Linked DNA regions of Mus musculus: all the other regions are linked to region 1. Evidence: chromatin loops called from intact Hi-C (ENCODE). Cell type or tissue: left cerebral cortex. All regions are shown on one strand. Each heading gives the region's core, and the rest is flanking DNA. Links, peaks and the distances in the headings are about the cores only. Region 1 has its middle 78 kb from the start of Gm23648. Region 2 holds the start of Cttnbp2 (cortactin binding protein 2). Region 3 has its middle 30 kb from the start of Lsm8.

Evidence for each region. Peaks named below come from ENCODE experiments on the same cell type or tissue, not always from the same donor. Only the 100,000 strongest peaks of a DNase experiment are listed, where the experiment ranks them.
Region 2: it touches region 1 in a loop (2.4-fold over the local background); 3 of 42 quality-filtered maps call a loop at or near these places.
Region 3: it touches region 1 in a loop (2.4-fold over the local background); 2 of 42 quality-filtered maps call a loop at or near these places.

Annotation. Positions count from the first base shown.
Region 1 is chr6:18,645,164-18,653,812 of GRCm38, forward strand. No RefSeq gene overlaps it. Among named protein-coding and RNA genes, the nearest start is that of Gm23648, 78 kb to the right of the region's middle. In left cerebral cortex, for the core only: no CTCF peak of the experiment used is centred there; DNase peaks (open chromatin) are centred at 4,189, 6,981 and 8,017; H3K27ac peaks cover 2,484 bases.
Region 2 is chr6:18,508,009-18,516,657 of GRCm38, forward strand. It overlaps Cttnbp2 (cortactin binding protein 2), which reads right to left and starts at 6,861. Exons shown (of 23, transcript NM_080285.2): 1 at 6,647-6,861. The coding sequence starts at 6,727. In left cerebral cortex, for the core only: no CTCF peak of the experiment used is centred there; DNase peaks (open chromatin) are centred at 4,062, 5,203, 5,726 and 6,870; H3K4me3 peaks cover 4,281 bases; H3K27ac peaks cover 4,999 bases.
Region 3 is chr6:18,814,327-18,822,975 of GRCm38, forward strand. No RefSeq gene overlaps it. Among named protein-coding and RNA genes, the nearest start is that of Lsm8, 30 kb to the right of the region's middle. In left cerebral cortex, for the core only: a CTCF peak has its summit at 5,239 (motif pointing left); DNase peaks (open chromatin) are centred at 2,980 and 5,231.

The DNA.
Region 1 (8,649 bases), core at 318-8,317:
GTTTTCAAGGGAATCTCACTGGTGGAACTACTAAGGGTAGGGACACATGCGCAACAGTAGGTAGCCAACACAAAAATAAACTCAACGGCATCTTTGGAAGTTTGTTATCTCATAATATGAAGTCAGTAGACTTTTTTTTTTCTACCTTAGAGATCCTTTGCATTTTATTATGGCTTCTGGTTTTGTTTTTTCATGGGATTTCTGAGTGTGTGAACATGTGTGCGTCTGTTTCTGTATACATTTCTTGTGTTTTGTTTTTTTTTTTTTTCTCTTGTTTGGTTGTTTTTCCATTTTATATTTTATTTTATTATTATTCTTTAGATGTCTGGTTGTTTTATAAGGAGAGAAAGGGTATGGGTCAAATGGGAGGGGAGGTGGGGAGGAACCCATAGGAGTAGGGAAGGAAAAATTGTAATCAGGACATATTGTATTAAAAACCTTAACTTTAACTTTAAAAAAATATAGCTATGAGAGTTTACATTAAAATATCAGAGGAACATTAAATGAATAATCACAATGATATATCTCACAGTCTTGATGAAATAAGAACAAACCAAATTTAAATTAAGCAGAGAGAAAGAAATCATTAGGATGGGGTAGAAATAAAAGAGCTGGAGACTGAATGAGCAGTTCATCAATTTGGTGAAACAATGAGTTGATTCAACAAAAATAAGTAAAAGAAGATCAACAAACTCTGAGCCAAGCAAATGGAGAAGTCTAAGTCTAAAATTCAATAAAATTAGTAATGGGATTGGGGGTATCACAGCAAAATACAATAAAAGCCAGAAGATTAAAATTATTTTGAATACTTTCCTTCTAAAATGTTGGAAATTAAAGAAGAAACTGTAAAATCCAACCAAAATTAAATATAGCAGATATTAATACCGTGAACAGATATTGAAGTAGTTAATAGTATACCAACAAAGAATAGCCCGGGATTGATTTTCTTTTGAAATATATATAATATATAATAATTATGTTATATATATAATTTAATATATATATTATCTCTTCCAAAAACAGTTTAATGAACTAGCATTGACCTGATAATCAAGCCAGGTCAGGACATAGTAACAACTAAAAAAGAATGAGAAAATAAACTGTGAACAAATTTCCTTTATAAATTTAAAATTTAAAAGTATAGAAATTCTCAGTAAAATCCTGTCCAAACAGATTCAACAGCAAAGTCACCAGGTATCAGTCCACGATCAGGTATCTTCCATCTCAGGGATACAAGATTGTTTCAGTGTACACAAGTCAATAAGTGTACACAAGTCAATAAATGTAACATAGTACTTCAATAGATTCTGGGACAGAGATCCTAGGATCCTGTCAAGAGATGAGAAAAGGCCTTTGTAAAGTTCAACATGATTTTATGATATAATCCCTAAAGAAACGAGGCCTACATGGATATGGAAGTATAACAAAGGTCCTATATGACCCAGGGCTGCTACGTAGGCTTAGTGATAAGGTGTTTGCTGACCCATGATGCAAGCCTGACTTGAGGTTAATTCTTGAAGCTCCCATAATGGCAAAAGAAGAGAATGGACTCCATGTATGTGTACATGCCACCCCCATGATAATAAATGAAATGCTTAATTTTTAAAAGCTATATGTGACGACTCAATCCATAGCCAACATCCTACTAGGTGGATGAGAATTCCCAAAGCATTTTTTTTCTAAAATTGGGACTATGATAAGGGTTTATATTTTAAAAATCCTTATTAAATATGGTGTCTGAGGTCTTAGCTAGAGCAATAAGACAAATGGGAAAACAAGAAGAGAAAGGACTCTATTTCCCTGTGTAGAGAAGGTCAGAACAACTTGGAGCCATTGCTTGACCTCGCTCTTGAAATACCTAAGTGAAGATGTTTTTGTTTATTGAGAAATTTCCTTTTTAGTGCATTTCCTGTAGCCTAGACTAGCCTTCAACTTGCTATATAGCTGAGGTTGACATTGAACTCCCAATCTTCTTGCTTCTCCTTCTCAGGGGTTGGGATGACAGGCAAATGTCAATAAGCCTGACTAAGTGTTTACTTCAACAAGCCTTCATTTCCTAGCATAATGGAGGTCCTATATGACTTCCACAAACATGTTATATTGATAACATAATAGACCATCTCTGCCTATTTGTACTGTGAGTAATTCATAACCAACAAATTTGCTTTTCTCTGTTCTGGAGGCTAAGAAGCAGAATGACAGTGGGTTAGGTGACTGGTAGTGGCTTTATCCTTGTTTCCATGATAGCTCTTTGATTGTTTCATTGTCACATGGGAAAAGGTGGAAAAGGTCACTGTAGTACTGTCTTCGATTTAGTTTGTTGTTGTCTTTTTTTTTCCATCTATTTTCCATCTAGTGATTGCCATATGCAGGGATCCATCCCATAATCAGCTTCCAAATGCTGACACCATTGCATACACTAGCAAGATTTTGCTGAAAGGACCCAGATATAGCTCTCTCTTGTGAGACTATGCCGGGGCCTAGCAAACACAGAAGTGGATGATCACAGTCAGCTATTGGATGGGTCACAAGTCCCCCAATGGAGGAGCTAGAGAAATTACTCAAGGAGCTAAAGGGAACTGCAACCCTATAGGTGGAACAACAATATGAACTAACCAGTACCCGAGAGCTCTTGTCTTTAGCTGCATATGTATCAAAAGATGGCCTAGTCGGCCATCACTGCAAAGAGAGGCCCATTGGACTTGCAAACTTTATATGCCCCAGTACAGGGGAATGCCAGGGCCAAAAGGGGGAGTGGGTGGGTAGGGGATTGGGGTGGGTGGGTATGGGGGACCTTTGGGATAGCATTGAAAATGTAAACCAGGAAAATACCTAATAAAAAATAATAATAAAAAAATTAATTTATTTTTTATACCCCATATTCCATTCCCAAACACTCATCCACCCTCTGACTGCTCCACATCCCACACCTCCCCCCACCCCATCTCCACATGGATAAGTTTGATACATTTCTCTATTTGTGAGTGAGAAAATCTGGGCTCCTTACAGACAGTTGAATTTGGTCCCTATCTCTGAGCCAGAAGGTCACTGACAGGAGGATCCAGCTGCACCTTTGCTGATGCTCACTTTGCCTATGGCCATAACTAACCACTTGCTGCATGCTTTCAAACTATTAAAATCATTTTCTATCACAGATTATATTTCTTATTTCTTATTCAATCTAAGTCAAGTCCAGTTGATGTAAAATAACCTTGCTCTTGACAGAAAGATTCTTTCTTTGTTGATTAAGCTTTCTCTGATGGACAAGTTCCAGGACATAAATCTGAAAGTCTAGGTTACATGGCTCAAGTGAGTCTCTGGTGGACTTGTGGGGTTAGGGAAGATCATTGAGTTGCTGGGCCTTCATTTTCTCTGCTCAATGCAGGAAATACTATCTAGCCATTTAGCATCACAAAATAGGGTGGATTATAGAAATGAAAGTGTTCTATGAAATGTATTATGTTACAAAAATATTTAAAAAGATATATCATCATGAATCACTAGAGGGAAGTGGCCTGAACTCAAACATGAATTGAATGGCTTTTATTGAATATTTGTCTGTCTGTCTGTCTGTCTGTCTGTTTCCCCCTCTCTCTCTTTGTATATGTATGTATCTTTTTATAGATTTCTTTCTACTCTCCCTCCTCCCTCCATACACACACACACACACACACACACACACACACACACACACACACATATGTACACACATAGAACCATATGTACACATTTATACAAATGTGCATTTACAGTTTTCTATTTTAAAAATATTTAAAATAACCCATTGCTGTGGGGTAACTTGTAGGGTCTTTTAAATTGAAATTCTTTATTTTATTATTTCCAATCAAGGAAACCCAATGGACTGGTTCACCAGATGAGAAGAGAGGCCTTGTGACCATGTGGCCTGCTCACTTAAGCAGATGGAATAACACATTCGGTGCTAATTAAAATCTTCAAAAGGTCTTCAAAGGATAGCAGTAATACTATATATTTCCCTTATTTAAAACACGAGCAGATGAAGAACCCTTTTTTCTCCTTAATGAATATAGGATTCTCATCTGCTATCTTTATGAAAATGTAGCATGTAACACAGAAGAATAAAATAGAAAACTAAACCAGAATTGGAAGGGCTGTGTCATTCTGTTTCTTTCAGAGGAAGCCATTCTTTCTGAGAGCCAGATGGCCACCCAATCCATGTTTTGTAATTAAATCTCTAAGGCGCTGGAAATGATTCGGCATTCCTGATAAAACACAATGCCATAGAATGCTGGGTCCTCCTCTGTACGTGGAAGGCATGTTGGTAGACACAGTAGATAGGCTCAGCATCCACCCTCATGCTACAGAGGATGGCAGCTTAGGACTGCATTTCAGTCTCCCAACTGCACTTGTTGGGAGAAGCTGGGATGTGGGGATGGGCATCATGAGGAAGGAATATATCTTCATACACACAGGGAGGGAGGCCCTGTATCCTCTGTGGCAAACCTGTGGGTTCCTGATGTGTAGTGTCTGGTTTGTTAGATGATGAGTGTGAATGTGTATATTGGGGTGGGCTACAAACACCACCACTTTGAAATAAAAATTATGAGACTGATGAGAATTTTTTCTATTTGTTTTCATGGCTGGAAGCATACAAGCTTGCTCTTTCTTGGCCCTGCAGGAGATGTTTGAGATACATCTACCATCTTAATAAGTAACAGCTCTATAACAGCTATCTAGAGAGGAATTGTTGCCTTTAACTATAATTAGCCCTACATAGGGTTTTTACAAGAATGGCATACATATATCTGATATACTTTACCAAACATCTATTGTGTACTCAACAACCATTCCATCTTTTATATAGACGGCCATTTTGTAAGAGTAATAGCGTTCTTAACAAGATATTATTTCCTATCCTCTCCTGAAATTAACCATGGATATGGATATAATTGTAGGCAAAAGAATGTAGGCAAGAATTGTAGGCAAAAGAAAGAAAAAAAATTTTCTTACAAAGAAAAAAAAAAGAATGTTACTGAAGAGTGAAAGGTAAACTTTGTCTGTCTGATATAAGCTCTACACCCTCTGAAACTCTTTTCTGATATACACGGGAGACAGTTGGAGATTCCGAATCCATCTGGCATCCATCTTCAGCATCATCCTGTGAAGGTCAGTGGGTGATAGAGTCCTGACCTGTCATCTGTTCTAACATACATGAGACCCAGACTTAGGCCAGCAATAAACTTTAACCTTATCTCCTAATACCTCGTGTATAAGATAACATAGTAGGGTGTTTAGATTTAAGCTTGTCCCTGAGTTAACTAATATCTAACTCAATGAAAAGTAAATATCACACAGCTGATAAGTGTTCCATCCATCCAAAAAGCTCTTGTAGTCTTTAGCAGTGTGGTATGTTATTACAGAAAATGTGCAGAATGGGTGACCCAAACAGTGGACATAGTCTATAGCAGGGGTTCTCAACCTGTCAGCTGTGACCACTTTGAGGGTCAGATAACCCTTTCACAGGGGTCACATATCAAATATCCTATATATCAAATACTTCCATCATGAATCAGAACAGTAGCAAAATTACAGTTATGAATGAAAAATAATTTTATGGTTGAGGGTACCACAACATGAGAAATTGTATTAAAAGGTCACAGCATTAGGAAAGGTGATGAGCTCTGTTCCAGGGGTTAGGGAGCCAGCATGATAGGATTCTTCCTAGTTAGATGCTTTACTTCTAAATATTCCCTTATATGGTAGGATACAGGATAGGGAGAGAGGCTTCTATATCTTGTTTTATAATGCAGTTAAATATATTATGATCTTTTCCTCCATGACTTAATTCTCTTCCTAACTTTTTGCTCCAAGCACCACCACACTGGGGAGGAAAAGCTCTAGAACAACTCAATACATAAGTGTTTTGAAGCCATAAGCATTTAGCCCATAGCAGCCATATTTTTGATATGTAACCATGCTAAGGTGAGTAGCCTGGCCAAGTTTATGATAGGGGCTTGAGATGGTGTCTCACACACCTTCTCAGTTATTTTCCTTATCAGTTGGCCATCAATTATCCATCTATTTATCTATCTATGTACCTCCTAAAGAAACTTCTAACCTCTACTCACCGAGTAGTGAGAGGAATCTGAACCATTCTTGAAGATCCCATATTACTCAACTATCCAAGATCATCCTTCCCACCTTCTCCCCCCAGGTATCCCCCAAAAACTCACTTTATCTTTCTCAATAATGGACCGTTCCTCTAGAGTTCCTCAAGTGGCAAACAAGTTGAATTGTTCTTAACAAGTGTCTAGCCCTTTGGAATGTCTACACTTATGCTAAGTGACCTTTGGGAGGACGGAATCAAAAGCAGGGGTCAAATGATACAAAGGTTTTCTACGAGCATCCAAGAACTTGCTGTTTCATGGTGTCTCAGCCAGGTTTGTGACAGTTAGCCTACCTATCCAACCCATGTATGTTGTGGGTATATTTACTTCCATGGGGTACAAAATAAAAATGGGGGCAGGAGAGAAAATATGAGGCTAAAAGTGAATCAGACTGCAGTGGGTGGGGTGGGGGGGGGGTTAGGAGAAGGGATGGGGGATGGGGAAAGGAGACCTTTGCAGGTGGAAGGAGAGAGTGCTAATGAGTTCATGAGCTAAAACAGGCATTAGGAATGGCTTCATACACTGTTCACTTAGGTTGAGTTTCTAGGCAAGAATCTGTCTCAGGGGACTTTAGGGCCCGAGGTCCAGAGACCTAGAGCCTCCATGTTAGCCTCCTGGAGAAGTATTATCGTCACCTCAGCCTGACTCCATGGAGAATGTGTGAAGCAGAATGTCTGCTTTCCTTGCACCAAGCAATGATCGCTCAAGGGCAGAAAAGCACAAAGAGGTAAAAATAAACTGTTCGCATCTAGTAGTATCAAGCAAGAGCTTGCAATATGCTGACTTGTCAGCCTGACACTATACGAAAGTAGTTCTTCACACTTTCAAATGATCTGGCTGAGTGTGATGTTGCCCAGGCACAGTCACGAGGGTGTTCAGCAGACGCTGCTATAGTCTCAGGCCCTCCGGCCAGGAAGGAGGAAAGGCCCACGGCCAACAGAGATTCCCCTGAGTCGAGGACCCTGGACTGTCACTGTTAGGATTATCCTTTCTTTCTGTGTGGGAGGTTCTAAGATGAGATGAGACTTTCAGCCTAAACCGAGTTAAGCAAGGAGTGATCGCTGGCCAGAGGATTAACAAGAACAGGAAATGGTAGGTGGCAACAGAGCCCTGTGCCTGTGGGAAGCGAAAAGCTCTGGACAAAGCTGGAGGCTCACACTGACAATTCCTTGATCTTGGGATGTTTACTTAAGCAACTCAGATGGCTCCAGGGACAGACACTGAGAGGCACTCTCATTCTGCCATCTTTGCTTAGATGTTGCTTTATGGTGAAACGTTCCCTGATTTAACCCTGTGTTCCCTAGAAGTGGAGTATGCTGCATTAGGTGGCAAAAGGCATTATCTTCTCAGAATTGACAACGACCCTTTCTTTCTAAGTTAGAAACTCCCAGAATGGGCTCTCTAGTCTGACTTGCAGTTAACCAAGTAGATAATTATGTACTCTTTCGTCTTTACTTCCTCTTGGTTGACATTGAGACTTGTCAGATCTGCTTCAACCCCACACAACCCCCTATCATGACTCAAGCTGCTGAGACACTGACTGGCAGGAGTGGCCTTTGTTCTATATGAGTGGTTCTCAACCTCCTAATACAGTTCTCCCATTAGTATAGCTCTTCATGTTGTGATGATCCCCAACCATAAAATTATTTCATTGCTGCTCCATAGCTGTAATTTTGCTCCGGTTATGGATTGTGATGTAAACATCTTATATGCAGGATATCTGATATGTGACCCCAAAAGGGGTCATGGCCCACAGGTTGAGAACCATTGTTTTGCACCCTATTTCTACACGGAGGTGTCTTTGCTACTGTGGCAGATGCTACACAGTGATTCTCTCCAGAAGTTTCCCAGGCAGCATGTTTAATTTTAGAAATGGAACACCTTACTGTTTCTCTGCTGTGCAGTCTTGCCTTCCAGGGCTAACAGCCCCTGACATTTAGCTTCCTCCCATCCCGGAGAAAAGCATGTGGCTACGTGTGTGTCACACTGGTCTTCAGAAGGAAGGTCAGATTCTGCTTCCTGGGAACGTTAGGAGGATTTGGCGGTTGTGAAGATTATTTTGATCTTTGGCTCCATAACATACATGATGCACACCTGGAGATCTGAGAACAACTTGCCAGAGTTTGCTCTTTCTTCCCATCATGTGGGCTTTGCAGGTTGAATTCAGGACATCGAGCTTGCTAATAAGCAAGCGCCTTTACCCACTGAGCCATCTCACTGGCCAAATAAATAAACCTGAAGATAAATTCACACGACCACTAAGGAATTGCCTAAACCTCTCAATCTCTTAAAACGGTGTCCCTGTGAGGTCAGAGTACGGCAATGATGTTGGTATGCTTTTGACTCATTCTCTATTACAAGACAGGTTGTTATTTCTATCTATGTGTGATATGAGCCATGCAAAGTCATCCTTCCAAAGATGTTCCTTGTATTAGAATGCCTGCTATGAGAGGTACAGAAAACCTGGGTTCTGCTACATCATAACCACGTGGCTTTAGTAACA
Region 2 (8,649 bases), core at 308-8,307, 140 kb before region 1:
GTCTCTTACAAAAGAGAAAGCATGCTCTGGCTCTGGAAGCAACTAAGACACAACATGACAGGCTCCTCCAGAGGCACCTTTAGTCAGTCACATAGAGTAACCTACACTAGGGAAGGAACTAAGGAAGGCCTTAAGACTTGGTGAGAACTCAGGGCCCACCATGTACCTCTAGACAGGCAGCAATGCCTGAACACTTTCACACTAGCCAAGCAACTGTGTGTGGGAGGAGGGACCAGTGATGAGACAATGCCAGGAAGGGAACCCGGCTACGGGCATAGCTAAATTTAACCACAAGAAAGCTGAAGGGAAAACAGAAAAGTGGCTCTGACAGGCCTTTTCCTCCTCTTAGATTTCCTCTTCTTCCATTTTCTCTCCAGAGGGAAAAAAAAAAAGAACCCCCATTTCAGAAAAACTAACAAAACAAGAACAAAAAGCAAGTACTTTTCCATCAGATCTCAGATATCCATGCTGCCTAACAGGAGGCTTGAATCAGCCCCTCAGCGAGAAGCCTTCAACATCTCACGAGTGCCACAGAGAAGTTTGTAACACGCCACATAATGCATCTTGATTATGTGCAGGTGTCAAGTGCCAACGGGATGATTTTCAGATAAATGAGGACCTAGAAGGCAAAAATGATGGTCTTGGAGTGACCAAGCCCATTTGAAGAAGAGCTTGGGTCTTTGGATCATCTTGGTGCCCTTTTGGTGAAATATTGAAATGCTGGAACAAAATCAATTATAACTGTGTCCTCACTCCATAAATACTGTATTCACTATAGCCTTCAAATAGATCCCCAACCTAGTTATTTACTAAAAGAGAAGAGTCTTGGAGTCAAATCACTATTTCTACATGAACTACAGCATGCTATACACAGCATTAGTAGTCTTTAGTAGTAACTTAGTCATTTCTAAGTTACTTAGAAATAAATAGATACAACTAAAATCTTGGCAGTACTTCACCATTAATGCTACCATAGCCATTACACTCTGGACAGTAACTTCTGGACAGAAAGTGGGGAAGAAGGAGGAAAGGAGAGAGGGATGGGAGAGAGAGAGGGGGAGAGGGAGGGGAGATAAATATAAATGTGTTCTTTTATATGGTCCATGGGTGATGGCACCTTGCTTGTACAGACAGGTTCCAGCATTTTTCTGAATCTCACCAATCAGATAACCTGGCTGGCCATGACTGCCAAAGCCCAAGAAACCCTTTCGTCTCTACCTCCCTAAAGTGAATTCACATTACCATGCTGGGCTTTCTTAAGTGAGTTTCAAGCTCTTCATTGACTACAATATCACTTTAGCCCAAGACAAAGCCTTTTTAAATGTAATATAAGTCTTGCAGTAGGTAATTAGTCGAGAGGAATCTAATTAAGTCTTTTCCCCAATGAGCTGAGGTGGCAAGATCTATGAGCCCTGGGCAGAGAAGTGACTCCATCTCTGCCAGGCACGTGTGAAGCTGGATTCGAGTCCCACATCCCATGTGCCTGTCCACTACTCTAAAGCCTTGACTAATCTCTTCATTTCTGTCCAATCTTTTCCTGGGCTCAAACCTTTAGGAATTTGTCTCTCATCTATCAACCATTCCCTCCTCTCCACCTGTGATGGTTTGTATATTCTTGGACCAGGGAGTGGCACAATTTGGAGGTGTGGCCTTGTTGGAATAGGTGTGACCTGGTTGGAGTAGGTGTGTCACTGTGGGTGTGGGCTTAAGACTCTCACCCCAGGTGCCTGGAAGTCAGTCTTCCACTAGCAGCCTTTGGATGAAGACATAGAACTCTCAGCTCTGCCTGTGCCATGACAGCCTGGATGCTGCCATGCTCCCACCTTGATGATAATGGACTGAATCTGTGAACCTGTAAGCCAGCTCCAAGTAAATGTTTTTGTTGTTTTTATAAGACTTGCCTTGGTCATGGTGTCTGTTCACAGCAGTAAAACCTTAACTAAGACACCATCCTAATGAGTGATGTGGCATTAACTTTAACGTTAGAAAAGTCCAGGAAGGGAGCACTATGTTCATCAACATGTGACCATTCCATGCTCAGCCTCAGTTATCACAGGGAAGACAAGAGACTGAAAAGAAAACTAGCCAGGTAGTGGTGGCGCACACCTTTAATCCCAGCACTTGGGAGGCAGAGGCAGGTAGATTTCTGAGTTTGAGGACAGCCTGGTCTACAGAGTGAGTTCTAGGACAGCCAGGGCTACACATAGAAACCCTGTCTCGAAAAAACAAAACAAAACAAAACAAAACAAAACAAAACAAAAAAACTAAAAGCACTGAAAATCAAATTTTGAAAACAGAACTCTGGAAAGCATTGTTACGTCATTAAGAAGAACAGCTTAGAAAAGGGAATGAAAACGGACATGAAAATGGGGCTGGTGAGATGGCTGAGGAGGGAGAGGCACTTGCCTCCCAAACCTGACGACATGAGTATGAGCCCCATGGTCCAGAGATGGAAGGAGAGAACCGACTCTACCAAGCTGTCCTCTGACCTGCACACGTAAGCCATGGCATGTACACTAACCCTCCACCCTACAGCAAGCAACAGATGTTTAAAAACTGAAATTCAAAGGCCAGAAGATGTAGCTCAGTTAAAAAACACTTGTCCATAATGTCCAGTGCTCATAACTGAAGAAGAAAGGCAGGAAGAAAGTCAGTCTGTCTATTGACTTAAGGCCTGAAACATCTGCAGCGTTTACTATTATAAACCACAGACCAACATCTTCATTATTATCTTGTAATACAGAGTATATTTTCCAATTAGCTGATCAACATCAAGAATTATGAGAGCTTCTAATGAGCCTTATTTAAGAAATCAACTCATACAACTCTCCTGAAAGGTTCTACTCTACCCCCGCTACAGCATTGATGGCCACACGATCAACAGCAGCTATCTTTTCTTGCTGAAGAAGCACTAATGCTGTAAAATGTTTTGTCAACATATAAACTTATGGGAAACACATAAGAACAGAACCAACTGGTAATTTAGCTTTCGTATGGATTCAACCACAAATGGCCAAACGCTTTTCAACACAAAATTACTCCTATGAGAAATTTAACAGCAGCACCAATTGCTGTAAAAATAGACAGAACAGATGCAAACAGAAATATGTAAGCCATTGTTTAAAAACCAACAGTGTAACATGTAAAAATACCTCCATCCTAACCTTTCAAACTTTGCAAAACCTAAGCTGCGTTCTAAAACCTATAGCTGAAATGGTGACAGCTTTCTACTCCTCTTTGCGAACCTTTGCATGGGATGCCTGCAGAGGAAACTCAAGAAACGTCATGGCTACACAACATTTTCTGCCATCTCCATTCGTATCATCTTTCTGAGGGCCCAGCACACATGTCCTCCATCATGGGCTATCTCCAGTGCCTTTCATAAAACATTTCCAGATCCTTCCAGTAGGAACTCTCTCTCTTATTGTCAGTCCTAAAACGTCTGTCCACATTTTTTATGCCTGTCTTTGACTCCTCTGTACACTGCAGAGTTTACCATAGCCATACTTTGACAGGTCAAAGGCAGTAAAGATGCTACCCACCCACGATGTTACCACCTTCGTGACTGATGAGTGACGTGTGCTGAGTTCATGTCATTCCCCTTTTAAATTATTCTATCAAACTTTCAACATTCTCCGGCTACTATAAAACTATGATTTCATTTTGTGAAAAGTAAAAAAACAAAACTAGCTAAGAAGGCCCCTTTTTTTTGCATTTTTGTTCAATATTGCCACCTAGAAAACAAAATTTTCAAGGTGCCAGATGTAAAAGTTTAACACTGATGTGTTTTTTAACCAAAAAAACCCCGATGCCACGGTATTCCTTGTAATTGCCACCCTCATGGCAACATCTACACCTAAGCTTGGCATATCAGCTAATCCAGAAGTCCGGGAGGGGGGGCACTGGTTGCCTCCCCAAATACAGCTTTAAATGGATCTCCATTTTTTTCTTACTCCCAAATTCCACAGTGACAATACAAAGCAGACTCTGCTTTCCATACTGCCTACCAGAAAGAGTTACATTCTGAGCAGAAATAGCAATATGGCCTATAAAAGTCATCGCATTTGGCTGAGGTACTGAAAATAACCCAGGCTCCCAGCATGGATCACAGCGTAGACTATTAATACGATCCTATTGAATAATGTAGCTGTTAGCTCCGGGTGCTTTCAGGATTTAAACAACGAAGCACAAGGATAACAAACTAAATTTAAAACATTCCACTGGAAATTATATTAAACTGCAAACTATAAATTAAGCCAGTTACTAAGCAACAATCTAAATAGGAAAAAAAAAACCCTCTGAAAACATGCACTTTCAAAAATAGCCAATGGCTTTGAGGCTTCACTAGCCTAATTCTGCCAAATGTATGTGTGTGTGTGTGTGTGTGTGTATATGTATATATGTATATATATACATATACATATATATATATATATATATAAAGTTTTTTGTTGGCAAAAAGCAAAATATAGATTTAATTTTTAACCATTAGATGAAAAACAATCATGACAAACAGAATTACTGTACGTTTTCTTTAACCAAAAACAAACAAACAACAACAAAACAGCTAAGGCTGGCGATTGGGGTGGAGGAGGGGGGTGGGGGGGGTTAGGGCCTCTCATTCTAGCACTTTACGAGGAGGAGTTCATGGTAGGCTTTAGCTACATGTGATCCTGCCTCGAAATAAATAAATGAATAAATAAATAAAGACCAGTTTACTCAAGTAGCTAATGTTAAGAGCTCCTTTTTCAAGTGCAAACTTCTTGTTAAAATATATATATATATATATATATATTCCAATTTTACAGAATAAAAGGTAACATTTTTCCTTAAAGTAAACAGCTACTTTTACAAAAACAGTAAGTACTGTTATTGCAGGCTGGAAGCCTACAGGATCCCTTGGGAATCATGAAGAAGGTTCTTTCCAGATTTTTTTTTTCTTGACTTAATAAGAATCAAAAAATCCAGCTGCTAATTTATCCGCATTTGAGTTAGGCTCCTGACATTTCTAACCACTTGACAGGGAACACTGACCTTGTTGGAACAAAAGTCTTCCTGACAATGCAGTTTTGTTTATAGTCCTATACATCACACATCACAAAGCACATGCTGGAGTTGGTTTATCTTGTGCTTGAAATATCTTGCGGGCACAAAGGGGTGTTTTCTAAGTAGATTAAACAAACTATCCACCTTCCTGGGGGAGAAGAATAGAGTTCTCCCACACCTCCACTTCCCCCCTCCTCCTCATGGAGAACAGGACAGTCCATAATTTCAACTCCCAGAGGGACTTGTTTTAATAGACCCTTTCTCCCTTGTCACCGAAAGAAAGTAGCTCACAAGGGAAAGGCTTCATTTGAAATATCTTTAAAGTTCTTATTAGCAAAGAATGGAAAACTCAATTTCCCCCAAAAGCTCCCCAAGCCCAGATTCTTCCACTTTCACGATGGGGATTAGTGGTGCCCCTTCCCCTCCCCTCCTCTCGTGTTCTGCCTTTTGCAGCTATCAACCCAAGTACCTTCCTCCACATCTTTTTTTTTTTTTTTTTTTTTTCGTTCCAAGCCAGAGGTGGGAGGAAATTCAACAGCTCAGGTTGTTTACATCTGTTCCTGCCCTCTGCTGCCCAGACCCGGATTTGGATCTGGAGGTGGAAGACACTGAGGGGTTGTCCATGCGATACTCAGCTCACTCAGTCCCACTCCTCCAAAAGAGCTGTTGGATTTGGCCAAGAGTGGGAGGCGCTCCCAGACCTGTCTTTCTTTGCAGGTCTTTGCAGCTTTAGCAAGAGCTGCTTCCTCAACCTGCAAATATTTTCCAACCTGGCTTTGTGGGTCAAGACCCCACAGCAGGGTAAGAAGAGAATGTCTGTGCATGCAGACATTTAGAGTATCAAAGAAGGGAGCAGGTACGAGCCTAAGCAAGTCAAGGCGCCAGGGAAAGGGAACAATGTTTTGACACCGGGTTCAGAAAACCCAGTTCAATCCCGCTTTAGCTAGGGAAGAAGGTCCCTACAGATGACTGAGCGAGTGGCAGTCAGCTAGTACCCAAAGTGCAGGCGCTACGGGGCCTCTCTCACCAGTCTCCCCAAGACACATGAGCCCCCCCCCCCCCCACACACACACACAAAGAGCATCCCCACACCTGCCTAGCGATGGTTCACCTTCCCGCCTCTGCTACCCCAGGTCCCCTGAGAGGTGTCAGGCACCCCGAGACTGGCGTTCGCTCCGCACCCCGGAGAGGTGAACAATGGAGACTGAGATACCCCGCGAGTGAGCAAAGGGGTCACCAGGGACGCGTGTGGTGTCCAGAAGGACCGACAGGCCCCTAGTACCCGGGGGTGGGGGCTGGCGTTTCCCCACTTGAGCCCGCTTCTGGCCCTGGGGACACTACGGGGAAGGGACACACGAAGGGCACACCCCGGGGAAGGAATGGGTAATCAAGGGAAGAGGAACAGGAGAGAGGGGATATCCTGGAGAAGGAAGGGAAACCCTTGGGAAGGGAGACCTCGGGGAGTTAAAGGAGCACCCTAGAGAAAGACAAGGCATCCCAGGAAAGGACCGGGCACCCCTAGGGGAGTGTCCAGTGGGGACCCTGGCACCAACCCCAGCCCGCGTCTACGCGGTTCCCCGCGCCCAGGGAACTCGGTTACCGCCGCCTCCGCCGTGGCCCCCTCCGTGTCACCCGGGGTGCGGGACAAGTCGGGCTCGCAGCTCGCGCTGTCCGTCGCCATCTTCCTGCTCTAGCGGATCCGAATGCGAGCTCGGAGCGGCGGCGGGGTTCAGCTCTCTCGGCGCGGGCGGTACTTAACCCGCTGCTGGCTGTGGCCGCCGCGCTCTCAGCCCGGGAGCTCGGCCGCCCCCTCCCGCCTCTCCGCGCCGCCCCTGCCGCTTAACCCTGTGCGCGCTGGAGACGCGGCGCCCCGCCCACCCGCTAGCCCAGTCGCTCCCACGGGACCAAGAACCAGCACCAGAGATGCGCGGCCTCGCGCTGGTGTCGAGGGGACCAAACACCGGGGGATGCAAAAGAAAGCAAGCTTCCTCCCTCGAGGCGACGGGCTGGCCAAAATCTTTGCTTAGACAGTGGGGCACAAGCCGATCTGGAGGCCAGACTCCTGGATGTGAAATAAATCTAAAATTGAGCAACTGTCCCTCACTTCCACTAGCTCCAATGAGGTGCCTTCCTTAATATTTGCCAGCCCCTGTCGCCTGGACACGTCTATCCTCTTGGTTTGTACACCCGGCTTTGTTTTATCGCATCTTCGATGCTAGTTCTCTCTCAAACCATCAACTGAAAGTCTGAACTCACAGCTAAAAGTCCCTGTCCAGCTGTTTTTAGCGCCCTTCCTCCGCAGGTACCTATCTGCTCGGGTTTCTTTTCAAAGAAGGTGGAATCTCCCACCACCACCCGCCCCAAGCCTGAGGTCTGTTCTGAAAAACCACCAGGTATCCAGTAATGTCTTACTACTTTTGAGAGAACAGGAGTTTCTTTCGTACAGATGAGAACACAAGGATACACACACAGACCTTTGTCAAAAATGATCATATGGAAATGCATGGCTGGAGTTTATATGAATGAGTTAGGCCCAAGCAATTAATCTCCTCTTCTCCTGCCTCTAATTCTGTTCTCATCCTTTCCTGCCAAGTCCCAGAATCTGAAAATCTATCACCTTATTGAGACCTTATGGCAAAGACCTCCCCAAATCTCCAGATCTCTAACATTTTTTTTTTTTTTAAATTTTGTTCATTGAAAGCACATAATCAAATGGAGGCATTCAAACTCTGTCTCCCTGAAGCCAAATCAACGCACCATCCAATCCCACGCTTGATATTCTGGAAGGTGGGTGACTGGAATGTTCAGTACATGGAGTATAGCCTTGAAAACAAGCAAGCAAGCAAGCAAACAAACAAACAAACAAAATGACTAAACAACAAGATCCCAGCCTGCTCTCATTGACAGGACCTGACACCTTAACTGTTCATTTTCCGAACTGGATCCGAATATTGTCAGAAATCAAAGAAAATATTTTCTACAAAGACGTTGAAAGGAATCGGTCAACAAAATCTAGAAAGTTCCCCCTAGAAAGAGCAGTCCAGGAAACACACCTGGAGCCCCGAGGTTAAGGGTCAGAGCTTAGGAACCACCTGCAAGTTACCCAGGCACAGAGTTTCCTTTGTTTACTGTTGGCTGATTTCCTCTGCCTGTGGCTTGTACTCTGTCTTGGTCATCACACCACTTGCTTTCATTTAGTCAACTGCTCTCTTGAAATTACCCAATATGAGACTATCTAGACTTCTAAGGCGAAAGGAAAGCACGTGACTGTAAAAGATTTTGAACTGATCGTAAATAGTTAAGATTAAAAGCAAGGATATTTCCTGATTTTGTTTTTATTTTTAAAAAATTGTTTTTGTACATTAGTTTTCTTAATACCGATGCTGAATTATTACTCTAAAAATTACCTGGCATACTTCTAAGGAGAGGCAGGAGGAAAAAAATAATATATTTCATTTAGGAATTAAGGAGAGGTATCTAAAACCCCTTATTGCTCGGAAGTAGATATGTTCTTAGGCTTGCAGCTCAATTTTTAAATGCCTCATTTATTTGAAGATATTTTATAATAACGTTAAAAATTTAACTGCATCATTGGAAAGAAAC
Region 3 (8,649 bases), core at 309-8,308, 170 kb after region 1:
GATGAAAAACAATGACCAAAACTAACTTGTGGAGGAATGGGCTTATTTAGCAGTGAGGCCAGGAACCCAAGCAAGGCAGGAACTTGGACCCAGGAGCTGATGCAGAGACCATGGAGGAGTGCTGCTTACTGGCTTGCTTCCTATGCCTTACTCATCCTGCTTTCTTATAGAAACCAGGACCTGTAGCCCAATAGTGGCCCCAGCCACAATAACTGGGACCTTCCAAATCAATATCTAATTAAGAAAATGACCCACAGCAGTATGGTTCTCAACCCGTCATGACATCCGCAGGGACTGTGTACTAGATATTTATATTCTGACTCTTAACCATAGCAAAATAGCAATGTAATAATTTTATGGTTAGTGGCTACCACAACATGAGGAACTGTATTAAAGGGTCACAGCATTAGGATGGTTGAGAACCATTGCCCTACAGGGTAGCCTACAGCCAGATCATATGCAGGCATAAGATTTCTCAATTGAGGTTTCCTTCTCTCTGGTGGCATCAGTTTGAGTCAAGTTGAAATAAAACTAGCCAGCACAGTAGTTACTGATGAGGTATGAGATTTGAAGGAGTTCTAGGTCGTATAAGATCTTTTGATTATAGGACGTTTATTCTGATTAAGAATAAAGAGATTGGAGAGTTTGAGCAGAGCCTTAATGTGATCTGCCTAGTTATTCTGGCTTCCATGTTTAAAAATGGACTAAATGAAAGAGAGAAAGATATAGGAAAGTCAGCCAAGAGATGGTGGCAAAATTCCAGGCCAGCAGAAAAGAACTTACTTCATAAAGCTAATAAAATAGTAATGAAAATAGACAGATTAGCCAGATTTGGTATAGGATTCAAAGCAGAGCCAAACAATAAGATTAACTGAAGAGGATGTGTGAAATGTATTTTTAAAGAGAGAGAATGAGAGGAGAGAAACAGAAAGGGGCAGGGGGATCGGTAAAGAGGCAGAATAGTAAATTCTATCTTGTCCCAACAATAGTATTACATCTATCCACAGATCAGTCTCTTCATTACAGATACCAAAAAAAGTTGAAACTCTAGTGGGGATCAAGATTGAAGAAGTCTATTTTGAGAGCTTAGTCATATCCAGGTAGCAAACTCACTGATGGAATGGTTCAACTGTAGTTCACCTCTGGAGACTTTGTTTCCCTAAAACAGGAGTCTAATTACATTTGACATTGAGTCCTACAACCAAAACTATATAGCAAAGGGCCCAGGAAACATGCTGGTACTACTTAAGGGTGGTTCAGTAGGCAGATGTGTCTTTCTAGAAGGTGGATCTCAGCAGAGGACCTGAGAGTTCCTTGGTAATGCATCTCTAGCTCTTTCAGCTGTGTTTCCTGTTTGCATTGCTTGTGACAGGGCACAGACAGAGCCTCACTCAGTTGAGTCATTGCAGCTAGCATGACAGACTTTACTCCACAACAGTTTATGAAAGGAGCTTTGTCTTAGCCCCTGCCTCTCTTTGCTCAAGCGTGAGAATTATATCAACTTGTGTGGGAAATAGCTGGAATACTCATCTGTCTATGCAACATCAAAGCTTGCCAGCTTTCACCCAAGAGAAGACCACATAAAGTCTCCGACCATCAAGGGTAAAACCAGGGAGCAATCCCAGTGGCTCAATGGAGTGTTGTCAGTCATACTCAACTTTGCCAAGAAGGCCCTGAGTGTCAGCTCTAGTCTTCGGAGGAAGTTGGGATGTACCATAGCTGAGCCCACATGCAGCACTACTCAGAATCTTGTGTACCAGTGCCATCTAATTATAAATGCTACCCTTTGATCTTACAGCAGGTCTATATAAGCCTTATTTCCATCGCTACTAATGTGTTCTAGGAGCAGTTCTATCAATTCAAGATACTTTTGAGAGAGCTTCACCTATGTGAGTTTTGAAGCTGGCTTGCCAACCTCTGTCCCCAACAGATCTTCAATCATACCTCAGTCTCAATACATGGCCCTCTTTTTGCAGACCAAATCCAGTTCTGAGAAGAGTAGTGCTCCAAGCAGGATGTTTCTCTGACACAAGTCTTAAGCATTATTACACAATTTGGGCATGGTCAACCATAAGAGTGGCACATCAATTAGTAGAGGTAAGGAAATCTGAAGAAATTCATTATCTGTTACACATATTAATTTTGAGATAGCTATAAATATTTAGCTCAAGACAATGAGGAGTATTTTTCCACTACTCTGGAATCAAGCTGAACATATAAACTTAGTAGACATAAACATATGGTGTTTAAAATTATGAAATTGGATATATCACTCAGGGACAATATAAATAGAAAGGACAGTTTTGGAGGGCAAAGCAAATGAGGTTAAGAAGGAGCAGCCAAGGGGGAGGGAGAGGAGGGGAAGGGAAAAGTGTGGCATCCACGTGGAAAATTTTAGAGAAAAAAATGTCATTGACTACGTCAAATGCCACTGATAGTCCACTAGTGAGACTTGAAAGCTTACTACTGGATTAAAAACAGATTGCATCGATGATCTGATGGTCTTAGTAAGAGTGATCTGTGGAACAGTGGCTATAAAATGCCAAATCCATTGAAAAGGTAGTGGAGAAAGTAAGACAATTAGTACAGGGAATTCTTTTGAGAGGTTTTACTTCAAAGAGCTGAAGCAGGATGAAGCAAAAGGAGTAAAACTTAAAAAGAAAAAAAAAAAACACGAGAGAAATAATAGCAGTTAGTGTGCTGAAGTTCTCCTCTAAATACTTTTGTTTTGTCAAGGAACAGGCAAAGAAGACAACTTGCTCTAAGAGTGATTTATGGCTGAAGGAGGTACGGATTAGAAAGCAGGTAGTTAAGAAAGTATGGAGCCAATCAGGTCAGACCCTTCGGATGAAGGGTATCAGCATCATTACACCTGAGTAACTACAGAAGGACAAAATGGTCATCAGGGCAGGAGACAGCAGACAGCAGTCATCATTGTCATCACTTTGAGCCGAATTCTCTTCAGCTGTGTGGGTGCAGGACCAGCAGGGAGTTGATTTAACTAGGTTGTATCTGACTAATCACAGAAGCAATCTCTACTCCCCACACCCTATTCACCCACTCATGGAAAAATCAGCTATCTCTTTCCTAGTATACAGGAAGGTGGAGATGTTGATGAATCTGACTTGGCTTTCCATAACTCCTGCAAAAGTTTTGTTGTGTGTTATTCCCTCTTCTCTTGGTTGTTCATTTTCATCATTACACAGTACTATTGTGCCCTGACTGCAATTTTCCAAGTAAACATAATGACAACCATGGATAGTGATATAATTAGCATCCTCACAATATCTTAACGATGTTAAGTATCATTATTGACACATTTATGTTTGGGACATTTAATATATACTGAATCTTTTCAACAATTTCTCTTTTAAAAGTTTAATTTTCAAATTTTTCTCTTTCCTATATGTGTGTGTCTGTATATGCCATCTAAGTGCGGTGTCCTTTGAGGCCATAAGAAAGCATTGGAATCCCTAGAGCTGGAGTTAAAGGAGGTTGAGAGTCACCCAGTGTGGGAGCCAGCAACCAAACGTGAGTCCTCTGATGTTGTGGTTTTAATGACAATGGTATCTCTTCCTGTATGCTAAGAAAGAGATAGCTGATTTTTCCATGAGTGGGTGAACAGGGCGTGGGGAGTAGAGATTGCTTTAATGAGACTGTTATGTTTGAATAATTGGAATAATCATCATCAGTTGCTGGAACTGTTTGGGAAGAATTGGAGGAGTGGTGCTGGTGGTGGGCATTCTCAGGTAGTGCTCTGTCTGTCTGTCCATCTGATGCTTGTGGATTAGGAGGTAAGCTCTCAGCTAATGTGCCAGTGCCATACCTACCTGCCTGCCTGCTGCCATGCTCCACACCATGGTGGGCATAAACTGGAGCCTGCTGGAATCATGAGCTCCAGCAAACATTTTCTTTTATAAGCTGCCTTGGCCTTGGTGTCTCTTCACAGCAACAGAGAAGTAGTTAGGACACCCAGAAGAGCAGCCTGTGCTCTTAACCTGCTGAACTGCCTCTCCAGCTCTGTTTCCCCACTTTAAAGGAATGAAAATAGAAGGTAAACCAAATTGCAAGCCCAATAAATGTGAAAGATGAACCCAACCTCATCTCTGTGTGCTATACAATGGTGCCCTACTTATTGCAACCTCCACTTCTCTCTCTCTCTCTCTCTCTCTCTCTCTCTCTCTCTCTCTCTCTCTCTCTCTCTCTCCCTCCCTCTCTCTCTCTCTCTCTCTCTCTCTCTCTCTCTCTCTCTCTCTCTCTCTCTCTCTGTGTGTGTGTCTTGGGTGGTAGAGGGTTCTTTATGTGATCTAGGCTGCTCCAAACTCTCAATCCTCCTGCATCAAGCTTTCAACTGCTGTGATTACAGGTGTTTACTACCATGCCCAGCTTTCTTGCCTTTGTTAAGGCTAAATCAAGTTTTTCTCGTTCTCATCCCAACTGTCACATATATTCAAGTGTTGTGTAAGCTTGCCCCAAACCTTCATCCAAAGCATCTTTTCTGTCTGTCTCCTTTCAAACAACAGGTCTTACCTTGAAATCTTGAGATAGAAGCTTTATCTATCACAGTCCAGTCCTAACTTGTTCCAAATGCTGACCTTTTAGTAATATTCTCCAGCCCATGTATTCTAGGCTATTTTGCAGCATTTCAGACTTCTACCTACAGACTCTAATAGCACTTTTCATCCAGCTCTGATAAAGATAAATGTACTTGCCAAGTGTACTTTTGGAGGTAAAGTTGTTCATATTTGAGAAACTATAGATTGGGAATAACATTAGACAAGACTTTGTGTTAGTTGTATTTTAATGCTTTACATTTCAGATTCTCACTTCATCTGTAATACTAAAATTCTGCTGCTTGTGGGTGCAAAAGATTGAACTTAAGGTCCCACACATTCTAACAGGCTCTACCGCGGGATTATAGCCTCTGTTTTATAATATGTTTAAGGAAAAGGACAAACTCTTCTGAGAGCCTCTTAGCATCACCAGCATAGTTTCAGATAATCAAAACTCTGTCAGTATGCTTTAAAATGAAGAAGTGACCTGTGGTGGCTATTACATTCTATTACAGTGTCTTATCATTGGTGACAGAGACCATGAAATAGTCCTCTTTGGAACTTCAGCATGTGGGAAAAAATACATACTACGTGCTCAGTGTGTGGCTTTAAAACTCTTCCTGGAGGAATTTCTGAAATTGGCTTTTAACTGTGGCCTCTATTCACATCACAGCCCTGCCACCTAGTGGCCAATTACCCAGATTTAACTACAATACCTCGGATGAAAGGTGCGAATACTGACTTGTTTATCAAAGAACTGAAGTGTAAAAGTATATTCAGCTTCATTAGGTAAGGAGATTCTAAGCCATACATAGAAAACATTTTACAACAATGAGAATGTTCAAACTTTTAATGTTTCGCTAAGCTGATTGAAATGAATGCCTATAGATAAGACGTTCGTCATTCCAATGTGTTCTCAGTATGTGACATATGCATCTTTATTCCAAGCAGTGTCTTTGCTCATTAAGATCAAGCATTGTTGCTTTTCCCTCATCTTCAATAAAGTCCTTCCAAGATATAGAACTCTGTGAAATAGGAAGATACATTGTTCATGTAGCATAAAAAATTGACTGGACCAAAGTTGATTGACTGTTTGGAGTGAAATTATCAGTTTTGATCGATTAGTGTGCTTGTAGCAATGACTGAATTAATCCATCAGTTCAACTAAGTAGGTTAATAGAAATGCTGTAATAACAAAAATATAAGCTGTGAGGAAGCACTTTCACTTTCATTGTTGATTAAATGAAACTCAGTAACGAAAACTCAATGTTTTCATCACTTGGAATTATATATGCTCAAGTGACTCATTTATTACTTACAATGCTAAAATACTAATATAAAAATTAATAATAATGCAGTGACTATCACGCGCAGGATAGGGGAAATGAATGACAGGGAGCTGAGAAGTAAGAGTACATTTTAATTTTAACTTCAGGAGTTAGGATTTGATACATCATAAATCTGTTACTAATCCATATTTATGAGTTACAAAATGTATTTTGCCTTAGCAGGAAGGCATAACCAAGTGTCTCTAAAACATGGTGCATTGTTCTGTCACTTGTCTGTGGTTTTTGGAGGGTATTAATATACTTTGATGCCAAATATAACAGATGTATGAACTCACACATCGATCTTCCTAATATTAGCTCTGGATGCATCGGTTATGTGAAAGAGGCTTACTTGTTTCTGATACTTCACACTTTCCTGATGACAGGAATGACCCCATTTTTCTTTTCCTCTCTGCTATTTAAGACATCTGAAGAAAGCAAAAGAGATTATTTAAATCAGGTCCTACTTACATACATGCAGAAATTGAGATTTTGGAAAAACTTGGCAAAAAAATCCAAGATAAATGAAACTAGTGGTTATAGATGGTTCCAGAACTCACATCTGCTGAAAGAGTAACTCTCAGAGGATCAGCCTTGAGGCTGCTCTGTAGCTTCACACCTGAGAGTGCATATACCACCCAAGCACAAGAGATGTGAGAGCCAAGCTCATGGTGCTTTATGTCCCTGGACACTTCCGTAAGCATTAGGAGTTCCAACTTCACCAAGTCACTTTGAATCCATGCATTGTCATGTTTCCTACTGAGAGGACAACATAAAACCCCATTTGTCTCCATTTAAGGACCAGAACTGATTTCAAAGAAAGTCTGTAAGGCACCAGCTCCAGGGACAGACCATAAGTCCTAGAAACTAGGCCATAAGACACCAGCTCCAGGGAAAGACCATAAAATCCAGAAAGCAATCATAAAACTCCTTCCCAAAGTATAGCCTGGGGATAACTATGAAAAAAACTTATCTCAAAATGGCAATCTGTGCTGGACAATCCCATTTCATCGTATGGTTAAACATTCATGAAATAGGAATGCAGACCACTGACCGCCTGTGACTCCCTAGCACTTACCAGTGAAATTTTAGATTACCTAATCTTTCTGAGGGTTCTCCTGGTTCCCTATAAAAAGGCCCACATGCCTTTGTCTGGGGTTACCATTTCAAAGAATGGTTGGCCTCTAGATGCTGGTTGTTTCTACAGAATAAGCACTCTTTCTCTGTGCATACTATCTGAGTCTGGAGTCTTCCTTCAGCGGCTTTCAGACCCTTATACTACACCCCCCTTTTCCCACGCAAACCCATTTAGTATCCTGTATTCAGTCAGTTATTTCAGCATCTTTTCCTTCAAATATCACACTTACCTTCTTGCCTTACTGAGACCTATCTGTCCTTGAAAGGATATCAGTGTAAGAACTGAGGTTAAGGGCGTGTCTTGCTCTATTTTAATGCTACTTCCAAATTATCATTTTCTCTTCTGAAAAAAAAATAATTACTGTTCTGATGATGTTTATGCCACGTGGACCACCACAGCTTGATTCATTCTACTCTTGTCTGCTAACCTCTATCCACGTCTGTAACTTTCACTAAAGTCTGCTTTTGGCATCACGTCTTCCATTCCACCCAACTTTCTGGCTCACTGGTCTTCAGCTATGTTCTCCCATGGTGTCTCCAGGACCCCTTCCTCATGGCGAATACCTCTTCCTTCTCTTCCTCCTCCTCACTCTTTTCCTTCCACTGCCTGTCAGAAGTCCTGTCCTATTCTGTCATCTGCCCAGACACTGACTGAAAAGCTTCTGTTGGAAAGTCAGAACATAAATGAGGAGCAATGTTTATACAAACTTGAAACAGGAGTACTGTGAATAATCACTGCAATGCCCCCAGACTGTGACTAGATATAGGTCACAGATATAGATATATCTAGATATAGATGCAGAGAAATCGGCATTTGAATAACACAAGGATAATTCTACACAGTGTACAATAACATGTCTATAGGAAACATCTGCAACAAACAAAATAACAAAGGAAAGAAATAGGTTTAAAGCACAGCTGGCGCCAGTAATTTATACATCTCTGAGATATTTTTATGGTGAATCCATCATTTACCTGTGTATTTTTAACTGCTTTTTACACAAATGTATTTCCTTACTTGGCCGTCAGTAATGGGAGTTAGGACAAGAACTAATAGAACAGACATTTAGTCAAAAAAACTCTACACTTTAAAATTCCTAGATTTATAAGCCAAGCAAAATGACAAACACACACACACAAACACACATACATACAACCTAACAAACAAGTGAATATAATAACAAACAAAACAAAGAGCATAGCCTTACTCAGAAGCATAGAACTTTATGCGAACTGTATATAAAACTGCAAGTACAGGCTTCAGTGGATCCACCTTCATTTGCAAGCAAATCAGAGAATGAGATAGTCTAAGGGTCCATGATTTGCTGAAGAATGATACCCTAGTCTCAAATAGTATGTAAATGCAAAGAGTGTTTGATTCTGCAGAAGTCCAGCATGCTGGGGTCACTCCCGTTACCAAGATAGAGAGACAATCACATGAGCTTGTAGGCCTGATTAAAAGCAAATTAGGGAATTCTAGGGTAGGTGACCTTTATTTTACTTGTCTCTAGGACATTCCATTACTGGGGCATGGAGGCTGGAAACTGTTGCTAAGGAAGTAGCTAAGGAGCTGTGGAAATTGCTGCTGACCCATTGTCCTTGCCTGAGGCCAGGTAGCAGGGCAACTTCTG